Linked DNA regions of Homo sapiens: region 2 is linked to region 1. Evidence: read pairs that join two places in POLR2A ChIA-PET (ENCODE). Cell type or tissue: MCF 10A. All regions are shown on one strand. Each heading gives the region's core, and the rest is flanking DNA. Links, peaks and the distances in the headings are about the cores only.

Region 1 (2,911 bases), core at 256-2,755:
TCTTGTTTGGGGCTGGTGTAACAAAGTACCGTGACTGGGTAGCTTCAAAACAACAGGAATTCTCTAGTGACTAGAAGTCTGAGATCAGGGCGGCAGCATGGTTGGTATCTGGTGAGGGCCTTCTTCCTTTTTGCACACTGCAGACTTTTAATCATGTCCTCACATGGCAGAAAGGGGGTGAGAGGTCTTTGGGGTCTCTTTTATAAGAGCACAAATCCCGACGGGGTGCAGTGGCTCACGCCTATAATCCCAGCACTTTGGGAGGCCGAGGCGGGTGGATCACCTGAGGTCAGGAGTTCGATACCAGCCTGGCCAACATGATGAAACCCTGTCTCTACTGAAAATACAAAAATTAGCCGGGCGTGGTGGTGGGCGCCTGTAATCCCAGCTACTCAGGAGGCTGAGGCAGGAGAATCGCTTCAACCCAGGAGGCAGAGGTAGCAGTGAGTTGAGACCATGCCACTGCACTCCAGCCTGGGCAACAGAGCAAGACTCTGTCTCAAAAAAAAAAAAAATAAAATAAAATAAAACAAACAAAAAACAGTACTAATCCCATCCAAGAGTCATCCTCATGGCTTAAATTACCTCCCAGAAGCTCTTCCTCCTAATACCACCACTTTGGGATTAGGATTCTATTTATTTACTTATTTATTTAGAGACAGAGTCTTGCTCCATTGCCCAGGCTGGAGTGCAGTGGTGCGATCTCGGCTCAATGAAGCCTCTGCCTCCCAGGTTCAAGCGATTCTCCTGCCTCAGCCTCCTGAGTAGCTGGGACTACAGGTGCCTGCCACCACATCCGGCTAATTTTTGTATTTTTGTAGAGATGGGGTTTCACCTTGTTGGTCAGGCTGGTCTTGAACTTCTGACCTCAGATGATCCACCTGCCTCGGCCTCCCAGAGTGCTGGGATTACAGGTGTGAGCCACCGTGCCCAGGCGTGGATTAGGACGTTAAAATATGAATTTTAGAGGGATATGCCAAAACACTGGGTCTGTAACTCCCTGCAGAACGGTGTGATACAGAGATGATTGCAATACGGTTTCCTGTCCTCAGTGTGCCCAGAAATGAACTGGTACCTCTTAGTTTCTAAACCAGTTCCAATAATAATAGCTTTCTGATAAAAATAACAATAATTGGCCGGGAGCAGTGGCTCACGCCTGTAATCCCAGCACTTTGGGAGACCGAGGCGGGCGGATCATGAGGTCAGGAGATCGAGACAATCCTGGCTAACATGATGAAACCCCATCTCTACTAAAAATACAAAAAATTAGCTCGGTGTGGCGGTGTGTGCCTGTAGTCCCAGCTACTCGGGAGGCTGAGGCAGGAGAATGGCATGAACCTGGGAGGCGGAGCTTGCAGTGAGCAGAGATTGCACCACTGCACTCCAGCCTGGGCGACAGAGCAAGACTCTGTCAAAAAAAAAAAAAAACAATAATCACAACCCCAGTAATAATTATAATTAGTATTTATTGGGCACCTACTTTGTCCAGGCCTGCCTTGTCCCAGTATGTTAGCCGCGAGTCACAAGTGCATATCTGCATTTCAATCAAGTTAAATTTAAATTAAATTGAAAATGCAGTTCCTCAGTCACACTAGCCATATTTCAAGCGCCCAGTAGCCACGTTTGGCTGATGATAACGTGGGACAGCACGGGTATAGAGCATTTCTCAAAAAGCCTATCCTGTTCCAGACAGTATGCTATGCACTTTATATGCATTAGTGTATGTAATGTCAAAAGAGAGCAAACCCAAGAAGCATCAGAGGGAACAGATGAGGAAACTGAGGCCCGAGGTCACCCAGCAAATAGCAGAGCTGGAGATTGACCTGTTGATGTTTTTACTTACCCAGAGTGCCTCCCTTGATCTGGCACCAGCTATGTGCTGGGTCCTGTTTGAGGCCCTCTGCCTCTATTTATTATCCCATTTTACAGATAAGTACTATAAATTGAAGCACAGAGAAGTGAAGTGACTTGCCCAAGGTCACACAGCTGGTAAGAGATGGAGACAGGATTTGAAACCAGTGTTAGACACACTATTGGATTGCTTCTTCTAAGGTCAGATGGAGGTGGTTAGTCCTTATCTAGAAAGGTGATAAGTGCTTTCTGATGTACCTGTGTGTGTTTTAAGCAATAATTTGGGAATTTCCTTTTCCGTTTTCTGCAGCTGCCCAAACCACCTTCCCCTCCACGCCCCCAAGTTTGGCTGTCTTCCAGGGATCTTGGGTGGGCTCCAAGTCTTCGTGTATCTTCCTCATCCATGAGGCCCCTGGGTCTGTGGAGATGGGGGTGCTGCCAGGGAAGCCAGACGCAAGCAGTGGGCAGGCACCCAGGAGGAGGCTGGCCAGTCTCCAGGGTGTGGGCTGGGAATGGAAAACGTGCAGGCTGGCTTCTCTGGGGATAGAAGGAGGCTGGGGAGTGTCTTCACAGCTCCATCCTCTCCTGTGCATGGGCGTGGCAGCCTGAAGGACCTTTATACAAGAATGTCCCCGAGAGAATGCCTTGGAATCAGGCCCCGGGGGAGCCTTCTGGTCAAGGGGTGTCTGAGGAACCTGGGCAGGGTGATAAGGGGAGGCTCATTTGTAGGAACCCCAGCCCCAGAACACCCCTTCCAGGTCATGGCAGGTTGGCTGGCCCTCACACTGTCACAGGACAATGCTGGTGCCTATTTATAGCAAGCCAGTGAACGATTAACTCGGGCCAGGTTGGCAGCAGCCAAGTTAGCGGTGTTTGCTTCTCCCATAAGCCCCAATAACCATGTTTAGGGCAGGTTATGCGGGGAGGAATTGGAGGAAGAATTTTTCTAATACTCTAAAGGTCCACAGGCTCTTATCATTTTTCATTCCCCCCTCCCCACTGCCACCTATCCCATGGCCTGTGTGGCTTTGTTTTTGTTACCTATGCTGTGTGGAAGTGA
Region 2 (2,911 bases), core at 151-2,650, 150 kb after region 1:
AAATTTCTTCCATGAGGTCATTGTAAGATTAGATACAGCAACCATTTATAAAGTCTCTGGCACATAGTAGGCTCTTAAAAAAAAAAAAAAAAAGGGAGACCTCGGCTGGGGACGGTGGCTCACACCTGTAATGTGTGTGAGCACATTGCAAGGCTGAGACAGACAGATCACCTGAGGTCAGGAATTCGAGACCAGCCTGGCCAATGTGGTGAAACCCTGTCTCTACTAAAAATACAAAAATTAGCCAGGCATGGTGGCGTACACTTGTAATACCAGCTACTCGGGAGGTTGAAGCGAGAAAATCGCTTGAACCCGGGAGGCTGAGGTTGCAGTGAACTGAGATCACGCCAGTGCACGCCAGCCTGGGTGACAAGAATGAAACTCCGTTTAAAAAAAAAAAACGGGAGACCTCCCCCATAAAAAGATGAGCTTAGACCAGGCGCAGTAGCTCACACCTGTAATCCCAGCACTTTGGGAGGCCAAGGCAGACAGATCACGAGGTCAGGAGTTCAAGACCAGCCTGGCCAACATGGTGAAACCCTGTCTTTGCTAAAAATACAAAAAAATTAGCCGGGCATGGTGGCGACACCTGTAATCCCAGCTACTCGGGAGGCTGAGGCGGGAGAATCGCTTGAACCCGCGAGGTGGAGGTTGCAGTGAGCCAAGATTGTGCCATTGCACTCCAGCTTGGGCAACAAGAGTGAAACTCCATCTCAAAAAAAAAAAAAAAAAAAAAGAAAAGGATGAGCTTAAGGTTTTAAAAAATGTGTGTAAGTTGTCCCAAAGAATTATTTTATAAATCATAATGTAAATCTTCCTTGCTTGTTGTAGTAGCAGAAATAGCAACAATGGCAGTAATAAAAAGTAAAAACTAACACTGATTCACTGCTTCTTATAGGCCAGTTCCTCTGACATAGATTTTGTGTGTTTATAGGATCCTCATAACAACCTATGAAGAAAAATGGTAGTGTTATTCCCATTTTATAGATGAGGAAACTGGGGCTCCAAGAGGTGAAACGCCTTGCTTCGCAGCTAGTGGCAGGCAGGGAGGACTAGAGCTTTGTTATTAATACACGAGAATCTCATTCCAGTGTAATACCCCTGCCTGTTGGAGAAACAGCTGTATTTTCACAGGCCCCAGGTCAGGGCTGAGGCTCCCAGCTGACTTTGTGTTGATAGTTCTTTCCTTTTTGTTTTGCTTCCTCAGGGAGGAAAGCCTCTTCTGGGGAGTCCTGTTTACCGATGGCTTAGCGAGCACTGCCGAGGGAAGGAAATTTTGGGTCTGTAGGGCCTCCCTGCAGAAGGGGAGCCCAGCGGGTGCATTGGGTGCACCGAGGTCACTGTACACTCACACCACCTGGCCTGTCTGGACTTGAAGCCTGGGTTTTGGCAGGCACTGCCCGCTCAGCCTTGCCCAGTGCCCTGGGCAGGGCTGGGGAGTGGCTTGGTTAGGGAACTCCCAGTGCCCTTTGGCCTGGGAAGCTGCCCAAGTTTGTCTTTCCCTTTCATTTTAGGCCCCAGCACTGGAAAGTGCTTGTCTTTGTTTCTAGAATGCTTGCTCACCTGCATACCTGGGACTGTGCTTATCAAGTGAAGAGGTTCTAGGCAATGAGAGAGAATATAGAATGTATTAAAATGAGTCCTGGGCTGGGCATGGTGGCTCATGCCTGTAATCTTAGTGCTTTGGGAGGCCGAGGTGGAAGGATTGCTTGAGCCCAGGAGTTTGAGACCAGCCTGGGCAACAGAGTGAGACCCTGTCTCTACAAAAAATTTAAAAAATTAACCAGGCGTGATGGTGCACACACCTGTAGTCTCAACTGCTCGGGAGGCTGAGGCATGAGGATAGCTTGAGCCAGGGAGGTTGAGGCTGCAGTGAGCTGTGATTGTGCCACTGCACTCCAGCCTGGGTGACAGAGCAAGAGCCTGTCACAAATGAATGAACGAATGAATGAATGGGTTCTAGGCCTGAAGTCAGGCCTCCTGAGTTTTAGTCCAGCTTCTGTGCTGTGTGTTCTTGAGTATACCCCCTCCCCTCTCTGGACCTTTTTTTTACAGGAGGACAAGGAACTGGATAGGTAGATTCTAGAGCCTCTTATTTCTGCCATACATTCTGGGAAGAATTAAAACCAGCCTTTTAAAAGACAGGGCCTAGAAAAATCACAATTTGCTGACAGGGCCTACTGTGTGCCAAGTCCCTTGTTAGGGAGGTACTGTTAGGTGCCTTCTTGTCAAATCCTCGGAATGACTCAGGCAGTTGGTATTACCAACCCCCTTTACAGTTGAGGAAACGGAGGCTCAGAAAGATAAAGCCCTCCTCAATGTCATAAGCTTGGGGTAAGAGGCTGCAGAGCCTGTATTTGAACTCAGGTCTTCCTCCTGCAAAGCTCTGACTCCATCAGAAATACCTTCTCTCCCATCGGAAGTTCCAGTGCTGTGTGTCCTTTCTTCTCTTGGGATAGTTGATCATTTTCATCTTTGTTATTTGTTGAGCATCTACTGTTTACCAAGGCCTGCACTGGGCCTTGGGCCTCAGAGCTGCCTGGGGCCTGGCCTCCGCCCTCAAGGAGGACAGAGAAGAGGAGGCAGAGAGCAGCAGGCCTAGGGCTCTGATCCCAGCCTCGGCCCCATTGTCCCCCAGCCTTGAAGCAAAACCGTTTCCCTTGACACACTTAAGACTTGGATGAGGGCCGGGCGCGGTGGCTCACACCTGTAATCCCAGCACTCTGGGAGGCCAAGGTGGGCGGATCATGAGGTCAGGAGATCGAGACCATCCTGGCTAACACGGTGAAACCCTGTCTCTACTAAAAAATACAAAAATTTAGCCGGGCGTGGTGGCGGGTGCCTGTAGTCCCAGCTACTCGGGAGGCTGAGGCAGGAGAATGGCGTGAACCCAGGAGGCGGAGCTTGCAGT

The links. ChIA-PET counts read pairs that join two places held together with the same protein. Peaks named below come from ENCODE experiments on the same cell type or tissue, not always from the same donor. Only the 100,000 strongest peaks of a DNase experiment are listed, where the experiment ranks them.
Region 2: POLR2A ChIA-PET joins it to region 1 with 5 read pairs; 2 of 35 experiments call an interaction of 5 or more read pairs at or near these places.

Annotation. Positions count from the first base shown.
Region 1 is chr22:24,817,731-24,820,641 of GRCh38, forward strand. The region is part of intron 2 of SGSM1 (small G protein signaling modulator 1); the gene reads left to right. Among named protein-coding and RNA genes, the nearest start is that of SGSM1, 13 kb to the left of the region's middle. In MCF 10A, for the core only: no CTCF peak of the experiment used is centred there; no DNase peak of the experiment used is centred there.
Region 2 is chr22:24,965,026-24,967,936 of GRCh38, forward strand. All of the region lies in intron 1 of KIAA1671, which reads left to right. Among named protein-coding and RNA genes, the nearest start is that of KIAA1671, 14 kb to the left of the region's middle. In MCF 10A, for the core only: no CTCF peak of the experiment used is centred there; a DNase peak (open chromatin) is centred at 1,416.